Linked DNA regions of Homo sapiens: region 1 is linked to region 2. Evidence: chromatin contacts called from ENCODE Hi-C or POLR2A ChIA-PET data. All regions are on one chromosome and are shown on one strand. The core of a region is the stretch at or near the end of the contact, and the rest is flanking DNA. Distances in the headings are between cores, read along the strand shown. Region 1 overlaps IFFO2 (intermediate filament family orphan 2). Region 2 holds the start of EMC1 (ER membrane protein complex subunit 1).

Evidence for each region. A loop is a pair of places that touch in the nucleus more often than their neighbours do. ChIA-PET counts read pairs that join two places held with the same protein, here RNA polymerase II (POLR2A). Pooled maps may share reads with other maps.
Region 1: a map of naive thymus-derived CD4-positive, alpha-beta T cell shows a loop between it and region 2 (15-fold over the local background). The contact joins the enhancer-like site here to the promoter of EMC1 in region 2. A Hi-C loop is called at or near these places in 3 of 168 maps with a recorded cell type or tissue (IMR-90, K562 and naive thymus-derived CD4-positive, alpha-beta T cell), 1 of 37 single-sample maps with no recorded cell type and 14 of 50 pooled maps. POLR2A ChIA-PET finds 5 or more read pairs at or near these places in 5 of 52 experiments (CD4-positive, alpha-beta memory T cell, activated B cell, activated CD4-positive, alpha-beta T cell and 2 more).

What each region holds. Positions count from the first base shown.
Region 1 is chr1:18,924,062-18,931,012 of GRCh38, forward strand. All of the region lies in intron 1 of IFFO2 (intermediate filament family orphan 2), which reads right to left. Among named protein-coding and RNA genes, the nearest start is that of ALDH4A1, 25 kb to the left of the region's middle. RefSeq lists enhancers at 2,569-2,788, 2,814-3,440, 3,069-3,188, 3,689-3,778, 4,109-4,158. Within about 2 kb of position 2,715, at least 34 of the 41 ENCODE cell types and tissues checked have a DNase peak (open chromatin) inside an H3K27ac peak, as active enhancers do; they include IMR-90, where a contact is called at or near this core.
Region 2 is chr1:19,247,662-19,254,435 of GRCh38, forward strand. EMC1 (ER membrane protein complex subunit 1) reads right to left here and starts at 3,863. Exons shown (of 23, transcript NM_015047.3): 1 at 3,754-3,863. The coding sequence starts at 3,848. MRTO4 (MRT4 homolog, ribosome maturation factor) reads left to right here and starts at 4,144. Exons shown (of 8, transcript NM_016183.4): 1 at 4,144-4,202. The coding sequence starts at 4,175. RefSeq lists enhancers at 3,776-4,281, 6,098-6,599, 6,600-6,774 and a silencer at 6,391-6,536.

The sequences.
Region 1 (6,951 bases), core at 1,465-3,964, 320 kb before region 2:
CCCGCATGTGGACAGCAGCTGGCTTGACTGAAGAGCCTGTCGCCCGCCCTGACATCCCTCCCGGCGGTGGTGGAGAAAACCTGGCTCCGCCAGCTCCAGTGTTGACAATGCAGAAAAGCTCTGTCCTTGGATCGTTCTGAGGACTGGCATGAAGGGCCAGGTGGGCGATGTGTTTCTTACGGCACTCCAGACACCTGTATTCCCTGCCCACCCACCCAGAGCCAGGGAGCACTCAGCTTAACTGAGAACTGGTGAACCAAGTTGCTGGCACAGAGATTTCAACACCAGCTTCCCAAGCACAACCCTCCCTCTTCCCTGGGTCTGCCCACAAGAGTAAGGTTTCAGTGGGGAGGGTGTTTCAGGCAGAGGGACCAACAGAAACAAAGAGGGCAGCAGGAAGGGACAGGCCAGGCGCTGTCTGCCACCAAGAGGCGGGTGCACCTACTTTGGATCAGCGGTTTGCAGACATCGTTTCCTTTCAGCCTGCACCATCCCCTCTCCCAGCCCCAGCCCATGGCTGAGCAAACGACTTGCCCAAAGACTGCCTAGGAAGTGGCAGCGCCTGGATTCGAACCCAGGTCTGACAGAATCCTACGCCCGGGCCCTTTAAGGCTGAAAGGGGAAGGAAGGCTGGAGTGAACATAAAGAGATCACTTTTGGGGCACAAAGGCCATTTTCCTCGAGTCTCCCTCAGCAGTCCAGGAGCTGTTCTGTTGGCTGGGGAGGGGTCCTTTCTGGTCTTTTGAAGACTCCAGAATATTGACAGGCCTGCCACTGGCAGAAAATGAGGTGACAAACACATCCCAGTGCTCTCTGCAGGGCCTTTCCATAGATCCCCTCCATCATACTGCACATGCACTGGGCTGGAAAGCTACCCTGTCCCCACTTTACAAGTGGGAAAATGAAGACCCAGGGCCTATGGACAACTCCAGCCACGGCTGACACGGCCTGAATCACTGAGAGCCGCCCCTGCCCACCCTGACCCAACAGCTCATAAAACTTCCAAATCCTTCTCTTTTCTAGCGCTGGATGAGAGAAGGGACATTTATTGATTACCTTCTCGGTGGTATCCACCACATTAGGCACTCATACTTCCCTCTATAAAATCCCGCTGAGCCCTCCCCTGGGGATCATCCCCATGTTGCAGATGAGGCTCAGAGGTCAGGTAACTCATTTCCCCTCTTCCTCTCTCCTCCTCAGCCTCCTGAAACCCTAGCCATTCTCCCAGGCTTGTCTCAAATGTCATCTCTTCCCCAAGCCTCACATCCACTTCCATTGTTTGCCCCACAGCTTAAAGCAGTGGAGGCCCCAGGATCTCCTCTTCCCCAGTGGCATGGTTGTGGGATCCCACGGCACACAGCTCTTGCCCAAAGGAGCCAGTCCCGTGACGCCAGGGCCAGTGATGGCTCCATTGTGTGGTCACCGCCACTTCCACCTTCCCCACCGCCACCGGGGGCTGGCACTCATCTCGGGAGGTCTCAGGCACAGAGATGGGGCAAAGAGGAAGCAAGAGGCAAGTTCCCTGGTCTAGGTGGGAAAACAGGCACAGGAGCCGGGTCTCAGGTCGGGGGTCCAGTCCTTCTGCAGGCCCAGAGAGCTGGTTATGATGATCATTCCTGTGCTTGCTACTGTATTCCCTGCACCTCAAACTGGCTGGGCACTTGCTAAGGAGTCAGACATTTATCGAATGGATTGGTTGGATGGATGGATGGATGGATGGATTGGTTGGATGGATGGATGGATTGGTTGGATGGATGGATGGATGGATGGATGGATGGATGGATGGATGGATTGGTTGGATGGATGGATGGATGGATGGATGGATGGATGGATTGGATGGATTGGTTGGATGGATGGATGGATGGATGGATGGTTGGATGGATGGATGGATGGATTGGTTGGATGGATGGATGGATGGATGGATGGATGGATGGATGGATTGGTTGGATGGATGGATGGATGGATGGATGGATGGATGGATGGATGGATGGATTGGTTGGATGGATGGATGGATGGATGGATGGATGGATGGATGGATGGATTGGTTGGATGGATAGATGGATGGATGGATGGATGGATGGATGGATGGATCCAAAGCTGCACTTACTCCTCAGTGCCCTGATGGCCCTCGCCTCCAGACAGAACTCCTTTCCCCCAGAGCATCCTTAGACTGAACATCCCAGCCCAGGGGCTCACAGGAGGCAAATTCCCAGCATAGCCCCTGCACTCAGCTTCATCCATTCGGCTCCAGAGCCTCTCCTGGGAGAGGCCAGGCCAGGCCAGGGGGAGGGATGGCCAGGGCAGGAAGCAGGCAGGAGAAGGAGAAACCTTCCCTTTCCCACTTCCCACAGCCCTGGGCCAGGGAGGGGAGGCAGGGATGTCAGAACAAAGAGTGCAGGGAGAGGAAATGACTCCACAAAAGCACAAAGCAGCTGAGATCAGGGGCCTCGGCCACCATCTTAGCAGAACAAGCACTCTCTGAGGCTGGTGGCCAGGAGGGAGAGGTGGCAGCACCACCCCAGCCAGATGTGGTCTCTCCGCATTCCTGAGGAGCCACCACTGGAACCACGTGAGGGACGAGAAGTCTCTGCTGGCCTCTGGGGAAAAGGGGTGGGCAGATTCTATGCCAGTCCCCACCCCCACCCCACTCAGGGCCAGTGCCTCCCCCTCTCCCGTCAGCTCAAGATGACACACAGACCCGCAGGAAAGGGACCGACAAGCCTGCCCTACAGAGGGGCGGAAACCCAAGCTGAAGTCACCAGCAGAGGGGCTGACTCACAGATTTTTCACTTCCTGTGCAGTCAGAAAAAGAGGCTCGAGGCTCCCGCTCAGGAGGAAAGTAGGTGCAGGCCCAGCAAAACAATGAAGCCCTCCAGGGACGAACCTGGGGCTCCTGGAGTGAGCATCCCAAGACACCAGGGCAGCAAGAGACGGGTTCAAATCCTGCCCCATCACTTCCCAGTTGCGTGATCTTGAGCAAGTCAGTTACCCTCTCTGGGCCTCAGTTGTCCCCTCTGTGAGTTGGGAAACCAGCCACCCCCTTTCGAAGGTGGCTGTGAGAACTACAGGAAGGGGATGGTGTGGGTAAAAGCACCCTGGCATCCAGCAGACCATGGGTGTTCAGCAGCTCCACGTCAACGGCACAGCGCATGGCTGCCTCCCACCTCCAGAGTTGGGAGGGAGGTGTGGAAATGGCCCACACCTTGCGGGAAGGCGAGCGGCCGGCACGCCTAGGCCGACTCACTCAGGTGAAGGGAAATGAGCTCAGGTGAGGCTGGGCTGGAGCCCTCAGTGGAAGACTTCATTCTGGGCCAAGCGTGGGCCTGGCCTCTGGCAGAGGGCAGGTGGGGGCAGAGAGCAGCTTCCTTCCCGGCGGGTGGAGGGCTGGCACCTTCTCAGCTCCACCCTGGCCTCGGGGAGCTCACCCCACTGCAGCAGGGCTGGATGCAGGTGGCCAGGGAGCTGTGCTGGAGCCCGGCTGCTCAAACCACAGATTTGGCCCAGCCAATGCCCCTCAGCTCTGCGCTGCCCTAGCTCCTGTGTTTGCCCACCTGCAGATGCACAGAGGCATCCTCACAGCAGAGCCAGGGCCAAGCCTGGGGGCCCCAATCAGCTGTTCTTCTCTAAAATAATATCTGAGCTGGAAGAAGAGGCTGCAGGCACAGTGGTAGACCAGGGGAGCCCTTTCTGCAAATGCAGTTTTGCAGAAGCTGATGGATTGGGAAGACCAGAGCAGGCTCCCCGGTGGGGTCAGGGCTGCGTGCCCCCAACAGCCTCCACTTGCTTCTTCTGAGCCCTTCTAGAGAACCTGAAAACCACAACCGAGTCAACTTCCTCCTTGCACACCATCCCCCTCGAATACCACAGACAATTCATATTTAAGGCAGAAAGAAAATCCGATAAGGGAGTGGGAGTGGGGCAGGGCTGGGAATACAATGTGGAAATCCCGCCACCACTGCTAACACAGGGCTCACCTCCTGGGCAGCTCAGCACTGATGCACGTGTGGATGCCTTGCCTCCTGACTTTCTCTCCCACATGGCACGCTGCAAGCCCGTCTTCTCCCCCGAAAATGGACAGCCAATAAGCTCTAGCCCCTGCGCATGAAAGAGGCCCCCTCCTGCCTGCCCCAAGCCCCACCCCCTGGGGACACCTGGCACCACCTCTTGTGGCCTCCCGGCTCCCATCTCCATGGAGCCCCTGATCCCAAGGAAAGGCTGTCTCGCAGACGTGCCCATCAGAGCCCGGCTGCCCAGCTGTACTCTCCAGCTCTCGGAAGGAAAGACAAATTAAATGCCAACTGATTGTCTCCACGGAGGAGGTATTAATTTAATGTGAACACTTAACCAGGGCAGCCGATTCCATTACAGGCGGGCAGTAATGGCCTGAGCAGGACGGAGCACAGGCTGTACACTGAGGATGGGGGCCAGGTTTGAGAAGCCACTAATCAAGTGTGCCCCCAGAACACTGCCACCCACACAGACACACAGAGCTGCTTTCAACCAGAAACGGCAGCCTCCTCCAGGGATCCCAGCGTGCCAGGTCTGCGCAAGGCTGCTCAGGGGAGAGGCAGAGGGGTCTGACATCCATAGGGAAGTTCCCTGTGGAAGAGCGGGTACTGGGCTAGGAAGCAGGAGGTCCTGGTTCATGCCCTGGCTGCGTTGCTAATTTGCTGCATGACCCTGAGCAAGTCCCTTCTCTGCCCTGGGCCTCAGTCTCCCCATCTATAATAGGATCTCCCAAAATCCCTCGGGACATGACATTTGCAGTGTTATTTGCACGCCCTGGATAGGGCCCTTCCTTGGAGTCCAGAAGTGGTGACAGCCTCAGGGATACCAACTCCATCCGGAGTTATCCTGGGTGCCATCAGGGCTCTGACAGCCTGCACTCAACAGCAGACACCCGCTGGGTGCCCTCTCCCAGAAGAAGCAGCAGCGTGGTGTGGGAGCATGCATTCATTCGTTTGCCCCTCACTCATTCATTCCATAAACAGTTCCTGAGGGCTTGCCACGAGCCCCGCAGGCCTTAGAGAGTCAAAGGTTGTAGGCAATTCTGCAGAAGGAAGGGCAGGTGAGCTGAGAAAGTCATCTGCCTCTGTGTGATCCCCTGAGGGCCTGCCTACCTCAAGCTAGGAGCCTCAGTCTCCACTTCTGTAAAACGGGGATAGCAATCCCACCTTGTAGGGCTCATGGATGGATCAGGAGAGCAGGCTCAAGTGAGGCACACAGATGCCCTTGACAGATGATGCCCATGCTCTTCACCGGTGTCACCCTGGCTCTACCCACCTGGGGGAGGGAGGGGCAAATGGGTGGGTGAAAGTCTGGGCCCCCTCAGCAAGGACACTTCTCCAACCTGTCCTGGCCCTCTGGGGACCCAGGAGCAACTGAGAGAGGCAGCACTGAAATCGAGTTGCTAAGGAGTTTTCCCAGCAAGGAGGTGAAAGTGAGTCCCATCGCCAGGCAGGGGGGATGAGCTGTGTGGGGTCATCACATTCCCCCACCTGACATTCCCCTCACCTGACATTCCCCCCACTTGTTTCCTGGTGACCAAGGGGCCCTTTGCAGGGCAGCTAGCTGGTCTCTGGGCTCTCTGTGGTGACTTGAGAGGTGAGAGGTGAGTGGGAAAGAACGGCAAGCCCCTAACTGGGCTCCGGCCCCCCAGCCACACACCCCTTCAGGCAACGAGGCAGCAGCCTTGTGCTGGAAGTCCTGAAGCTAGTCCTGCCTCTGCCCCAGCTGGCTCCGTGATCTTGGGCAAGTCCCTTCCCCTCCTCTGGCACCACTTTCCCATCAGTAATGCAATGATGTCAAACTGGATGAATTCTAAGGGCCCACCCAGCCAAGCCAGAAAACAACTGCCATGATCCCTGGACAAGCATCCTACACTGACCACAAAGCCGCCTGACAAACCACAAATGCTCAAAAGCCAGCTGAGACGTCTGTCCTTGCGTTCCAACCAGTGTGTGTAGTGGAGAGGGGAGCAGGGACTCTGGAGCCAGAGGGTCCTGGGATCAAATCCCAGCTATCCATCTTGCAGTTCTGTGACCTTGAGCAAGCTATGACCCTCTCTGGGCCTTGGTAATACCTCCCAGCTCCGAGGGGTTTTGCCCACATTCCATGGAATAGCATATGAAAAGTGCCCAGAATAGTGCCTGGTCTACCATGAGCATGCCATTGGTGTCATTCTCATCCTCACGACCTCCCAATGACAGCTGCTCAGAGAGGTGGGGAGAGGCTGGGAGAATGCTCTTGGACCACATCGTAAGTGAGGGGGTCAGACTTGAACCCAAGGCCATCTGACCCCAGAGCCACTGTCTGCATAACAGTCATGTTGTTGATAGTCATGGTAATGAGCTAGATGCCGCCTTCACCTGGCTGGGTGGCTGGCAGTACAAGGGGACAGGGTGGCAGAAGGAAAGAAGCCAGATGCTAATGCCACAGAACCCCCGTCAGCAAAACCCACTGAAAACCCTGCTTTCACCGTCCACACCCCATAGACATACCCCAGGAACTAATGGGCATGCCCAGCCCTTTGAGGTCTGTCCTAACAAGGGCCACTGTGGCAGCAGGTGGGTCCAGGGCAGGAGAGCCCAGCTGGTCTCATGGCACCTTCCAACACACACAAGGCATTTAAGGGTATTCACCCAGGCCAGCTGCTGGCTCTTTTGGGCAACATGGGGCCCAGGGAACCCCCGGGTCACCTGCCCCAATGCCAATCTGAGGTTTCAGTTGTTTTCTGAGCCACCTGTCCAATTCCCTCCTGTCTATATTTGCCCAGGTTCCCAGCATCACTGCCACTTGGTATTGCTTATTGAACACAACTTTGGAGAGGCTGAACATGGTGGCTCACGGCTGTAATCCCAACACTTTGGGAGGCTGAGGCAGGAGGATCATTTGAAGCCAAGAGTTCAACACCAGCCTGAACAACATAGTGAGATCCCATCCCTACAAAAA
Region 2 (6,774 bases), core at 2,613-5,112:
ATGGTTAGAGTACTCCTTCTACTTATTAAAAGAAAATTAACTGTAAAATAGTCTCATGCAGGTGCTTCAAGAGGTATTCCAAGCTGGCCGCAGTGGCTCATGCCTATAATCCCAGCACTTTGGGAGGCGGAGGCGAGCAGATCACCTGAGGTCAGGAGTTCAAGAACAGCCTGGCCAACATGGTGAAACCCCATTTCTACTAAAAATACAAAAATTAGCCAGGCATAGTGCTGTGCACCACAGTCCCAGCTACTTGGGAGGCTGAGACATGAGAATCACTTGAACCCGGGAGGTGGAGGTTGTAGTGAGCTGAGATCATGCCACTTCACTCCAGGCTGAGCGACAGAGTAAGACTCTGTCCCAAAAAAAAAAAGAGGTATTCCAGAAACAGGCATTGTTATCACAGATGATAGCTCCATGGGTGTTACTGCTCCTGAAAACCTGCCAGTAAGACAGTATGTGGAGGTGGAAGACAGTGATATTGATGATCCTGACCCTATTTAGGCCCAGGCTAATGTGTTTGTGTCTTAGTTTGTTTTTTGTTTGCTTGTTTTTTGAGATGCTCTTACTCTGTCACCCAGACTGGAGTACAGAGGCACCATCACAGCTCACTACAGCCACGACCTCCCAGGCTTAGGTGATCCTCCCACCTCAGCCTCCCGAGTAGCTGGGACTACAGGCACCCACCACCATGCCCGGCTAATTTTTGTATGCTTTGCAGAAATGGGGTTTCGCCATATTGCCCAACCTGTTTTTTGTTTTGTTTTGTTTTGTTTCTGAGATGGAGTCTCGCTCTGTTGCCAGGCTGAGTGCAGTGGCGTGATCTCAACTCACTGCAACCTCCGTCTCCCAGGTTCAAGTAATTCTCCTGCCTCAGCCTCCCAAGTAGCTGGGACTACAGGCGTGTGCCACCACGCCCAGCTAATTTTCGTATTTTTAGGAGAGACGGGGTTTCACCATGTTGGCCACGATGGTCTTGACCTCTTGACTTCGTGATCCACCCGCCTCGGCCTCCCAAAGTGCTGGGATTATAGGCGTGAGCCACCACGCCCAGCCCCAAGCTGGTCTTGAACTCCTGGACTCAAGCCATCCACCCACCTCAGCCTCCCAAAGTGCTAGGATTACAGATGTTAGCCACTGCGCCCGGCCTGTGTCTTAGTTTTTAACAAAATAGTTTAAGACTGAAAAAAAAAATTTTAGTATTGTAGGAAAAAGCTTATAGAATAAAGATATAAGAAAAATATTATTAAGTCAGGCATGGTAGCATATGCCTGTAATCCCAGTTGCTAGGGAGGCTGAGGCAGGAGGCTTGCTTGAGTCCAGGAGTTCAATATCTGCCTGGGGAACATAGCAAGATCCCATGTCAAAAATAAATTTTAAAAATATATTTTTGTACAGCTGTAAAGTCTGTGTTTTATACTAAGTATTATTACAAAAGTCAAAAATTAAAAAAATAAAATGTTTGTAAAGTAAAAAAGTTACATTAAGCTAAGGTTAACTTATTATTGAAGAAATTTTATAAATTTAGTATAGTCTAAATGCACAGTATTTATAAAGTCCACAGTAGTGTACAGTAATGTCCTAAGCCTTTACATTTACTCACCAACCACTTACTGACTAACCCCAGAACAACTCCTAGTTCTGCAAGATACATTCATGTTAAGTGCCCTATACCAGTGTACCATTTTTTATCTTTCATATCCTATTTTTACCATACATTTTCTATGTTTAGATACACAAATATTTACCATTGTGTTACAATTGCCTACAGTTTTCAGTAAAGTAACATGCCGTACAGGTTTGTAGCCTAGGAAGAATAGGCTGTACCATATAGCCTAGGTGTGTAGTAGGCTAAACCATCTAGATTTACATAAGTACATGCTACAACGTTTGCACAAGAGGGCATTTCTCAGGATGTATTCCCATCATTAAGTGATGCATACCTGTATGTCTTCATTTATTTTTCAATCTGAAAACTGTAGGCCAGGTGCAGTGGCTCACACCTGTAATCCCAGCACTTTGGGAGGCCGAGGCAGCCAGATTGCTTGAGCCCAGGTGTTCAAGACCAGCCTGGGCAACATGGCAAAACCCCGTCTCTACAAAAAATACAAAGAAACTGGAGAGGTGTGCACCAGTAGTCCCAGCTACTCAGGAGGCTGAGCTGGGAGGGTCACTTGAACCTGCAAGGTCAAAGCTGCAGTGAGCCATGATAGTACTGTACTCCAGCCTGGGCTACAGAATGAGTCCCTGTCTCAAAAAATTTTAAAAAGTCTTGGCTGGGCGCAGTGGCTCCCACCTGTAATTCCAACACTTTGGGAGGCCTAGGCGGGTGGATTACCTGAGATCGGGAGTTTGAGACCAGCCTGACCAACATGGAGAAACCCTGTCTCTACCAAAAATACAAAAATTAGCTGGGTGTGGTGGCGCATGCCTGTAATCCCAGCTACTCGGGAGGCTGAGGCAGGAGAATCGCTTGAACCCCAGAGGCGGAGGTTGTGGTGAGCCATGAGATCGCGCCATTACACTCCAGCCTGGGCAACAAGAGCAAAACTGTCTCAAAAAAAAAAAAAAAAAAAAAAAAAAAAAGTCTTAAACAGAGTCCTTTTCCCCCCTCATCAGCCTAACCTGGCCCTGGGCTCAGAGCAGAGCTGCCCAAGACACTAAGCAGTTAGGAAATGCCATTCATTCATTCATTCATTCATGAAAATAAAATTAAGAAAATTGCATATATCAAGTATTCTGCAAAATTAGATACACATATCACCCGATATATATGTGTAACATACACATATGACATTGTGAACAGTTGTGCACATCATTAAAAATGTAACATGTTTTATTTGTCACACTGTCTGGCATAACAGGTACTCAACATATATGCGAATCAACTTTTCCAAGACAGAAAATACTTCAGAGGAGGAGAAATCTGACCTGGGCCCTGAAGAATAAAGTGTAAATAGCAATAATAACAGATAACGCTTAATGACTGCATTCAATGAGCCAGGCATTGTGCTAAGTAATTTAATGGGATTGTCTCATTCATTCTCACAAGTACTGTAAGAGATAACGGACTGTTAGTAAACCCATTCTACAGACAAAGAAACCAAGGCACAGAGTGGTTAAGTCACTTTCCCCAAGATCACACAAGTCTTAACTAGTAAAATTCAAACAAAAGCAAGCTACTCCAGGGCCTTAAGGAAGACGTGGGTGGGTGAATGAATGAATGAGTGAATGGCATATTCTAGCTGCTTAGTGTTTTGGGCAATCCTGCTGTGAGCCCAGGGCCAGACTAGGTTGATGAGAGGGGAAAAGGACTCAGTTTAGGACTTTTAAGACGAAAGCTCCTGTTCACTTGCCTACAAGACACCAATTCGAGTAGGAATTAAAGTTCACTGACAGCTTGGCGACCTCTGACACCTGGTAGACCAGAAACCTCACAGTCAAAAAAATCGAACCTGACGAGGGAGGACGGGATCAGTGATCTCTGACCGGCACCCCAAGCATTCCTGGATGGCAGGGCCGGCTTACACGCAAGGATCAGCTTAGAATGACCCCTAACACTTGGTTTAAGGCTCTGCTTCCAACGACTTTAAATCCTTAATAATTTTTTAACAAGGGGCCCCACGTTTTCATTTTGTACTGGGTCCTGCAAATTATGCGGCCAATCCTGTTAAGTGACAACCTTTAGCAGGTAGGAGACAGGTACTGGGGAAACAGCCACTTATCTCTCGAATATGTTCCACACGTACGCACCAATCAAACTTGCCCACTTGGTCTTCGTAGACCGCGGCCGCAGGAATCAGCAGCGTAGCCCAAAGCCAGAAACGAGAAGCCCACTCAGCCGCCATGATGCGAGCGCATGCACCACCCACCGCCGTCCCGGCATGCACCGCGCCGCGGGCTCCGCCTCCGCGGGACCACAGAGCTGGGATAGCGCGCGAGGCCCTCGGTCGGACGGGACGCTCGGGATTCAGGGACTGCCTCGGCACACGGGAAGTTGCCCTACAGGCGCGGGAGAAAGCGCAGGCGGCGGCTTGGCAGGGAGAGGCAGGCTGCAGTGCACATTGGGTCAGGCACACGCGAGGGGCAGCCCCCGAGGGCCGTCCCAGAGTCCCCCGCGCCGCCGGGGTCCTAACGGGGTGCACCGTCTTCCGCCGCACGTGGATTCAGCGCGATGCCCAAATCCAAGCGCGACAAGAAAGGTGGGCGAAGGGGGAGTCGGGACCCTGGGGGGAGCTCCGTGGGCTGGCTACCCAGCCTGCGGTGAGGGCTTCGGGGCGGCGGGGGCGCAGATTGGAACGCCAGGACATCCTCGAGGTGTTCCGCTGCCTCGCTGCGAGCTGGAATGGGGGCTTCGGGGCTGTAAAACCGCCAGAGGTGGCTGACGCCCGGTCGGGTCTGGGGAGCGGAGACTCGTTTTGCCTAGTTTCAGGTGCTCTTGCAAGGCCAACTGGGTCGGGAGGCAGCTCCTGAACACCGCCCCCGGCTATGCCTGCTGCCGTTTCGGCCCACTTTTCCCAACTTCGGCCCTTTCTCATCTTCCTGCGCTCCCGCCACCCTGGCTGCCTTTCCCTTCTTTCAGCACAGGTTTGTTCCCGTGTCTGGCGTTGTGTGTCTGCGGTTGTTTCTGCCTGGCATGCTTACATCTTCGTATGGTTTGCGCCTTCTTAGTTGTCAGTTAATAGGATCCCTCTGAGACAGGGTCTCGCTCTGTTGCCCAGGCTGGAGTGCAGTGGCGCGATCGTAACACTGCAGGCCGGATGCGGTGGCTCACGCCTGTAATCCCAGCACTCTGGGAGGCCGAGGCGGGCGAATCATCTGAGGTCGGGAGTTCCCGACCAGCCTGGCCAATATGGTGAAACCCCTTTTCTACTAAAAATACTAAAAATTAGATGGGCATGGTGGCAGGTGCCTGTAATCCCAGCTACTTGGGAGACTGAGGCGGGAGAATCGCTTGAATCCGGGAGGCGGAGGTTGCAATGAGCCGAGATCGCTCCACTGTACTGCAGCCTGGGCACGACAGAGCGAGACTCCGTCTCAAAAATAAATAAATAAAATAAGTCACTGCAGCCTTGACCTCCTTGGCTTAAGCGATCCTCCCACCTCAACCTCCCGAGTAGCTGAGACTACAGGCGCACGCCACCACACCCAGCTAGGTTTTTTTTGTTTATTTTTTATAGAGAAGACTCAGTGTGTTGCCAAGCTGGTCTCGAACACCTGGGCTCCAACCACCCTCCCTGAGTGCTGGGATTACAGGCGTGAGCCACTACACCCGACTTGCGCACCTCTTAAGAGACCGTTTTTGACCACCTTTGCTGTGGTGGCCTCTCTCTTAACCCGGCTCCCTGGAATATTCAAAAATATTTAGGGGTCTGGCACTTTCTAGGCGTTAGAGGATACAGCAGTCACAAGGAAAGCCTATTTCTTATCGAGCCTAACGTTTTAGGAGAAACATATTCCGCAAAATGCTAAAAATCAGATTGAAAATGGGGTGAAGAGATGTTGATATTTTGTATAGTGTGGTCGGGAAAGGTCTCACTGATGAAGTGACAAATGAGCAGAAAATAAAGAAAGGAAGCGAGCAACCTGTGGAATTGAGCAGCTGTGGAATTATCTGGGAGAATGCTGTTCCAAGTAGAGGGAACCTGAAGTGAAAAGGCTCTGAAATGGGAGCAGATATGACGTGTTTGGGACAAGAGGCCAGTGAGGCTGGAGCAGAAGGAGCCAAATAGAGTTTGGGGAGGGAGTTAGGCAGAGAGGGCAGGACTTCCTCGGCCTTGGCAAGGCATTGGCTTTCCTGCCCAGGTGAAGTGAGTAGCAGAGGACCCATGTGATTTACCTTTACTTATGAAGGGTCACTCTGGTTGCCTTGGTGAGAATAGTTGGGGAAGACAGGGCAGAGGGCAGGAATGGAAGCAGTGAGACCAGCATTAATCCAAGACAGGGTGATGCTGGCTTGAGCCAAAGGTATAACAGTGGAAATGATGGGAAGTGGCCCGCTATATTTCGTTTGCCCTCCTCTGCTCCACTTACCATTGACTGATGTCATTGTCTTTGTCTGTGTGGTACCTAGTTAAGAGGGGCTGAGTGCGGGCAGGTTAAAGAAGAGAGGCCTGGGTCCCTTTGTGAAGGCGCCCGGGGCTTTGCAGTTGGAGTTCTGTTAAGTGTTTCTGGAACGATTTGATTCTGTGGAGGGGCCTGGGTCAGGTCTGGCAAATGCCAAACTCTGTGGGTAGAGGGCAAATTGGGCCCCAGCCATTTTTACAGTAGAGGTACATGTTCCTCCCCAGAGAGGTGTTGCTGCGTCTTTGGGTCCAAATTGCAATACTGGGGTGCAGATACATACCAGGAGATTCAGTCCCCAGCCTCATGGTTGCACAGCATAGGCCAGCTAGAGTGGCCTCTGCATCATGGTCAAGAGCAGCAAGGGGCCAGGCATGGTGGCTCACACCTATGATTCCAACACTTTGGGAGACTGAGGTAGGCAGATCTCTTGAGCCCAGGAGTTCGAGACCAACCTGGGCAACATGGCAAAAGCCATCTCTGCAAAAAATACAAAACTCACCTGGGCATGGTGGTGCATTTCTGTGGTCCCAGCCAAAATTAGCAGGCCATGGTGGTGTGTGCCTGTAGTCCTGTGTGGGAGGATTGCCTGAGCCTAGGAGCTCAAAGTTGCAGTGAGCCCAGATCGTGCCATTGCAGTCCAGCCTGGGTGACAGAGTGAGACCCCATGTCAAAAAAAAAACAAAAAACAGGGGCCTGCCTCAGCCAGCA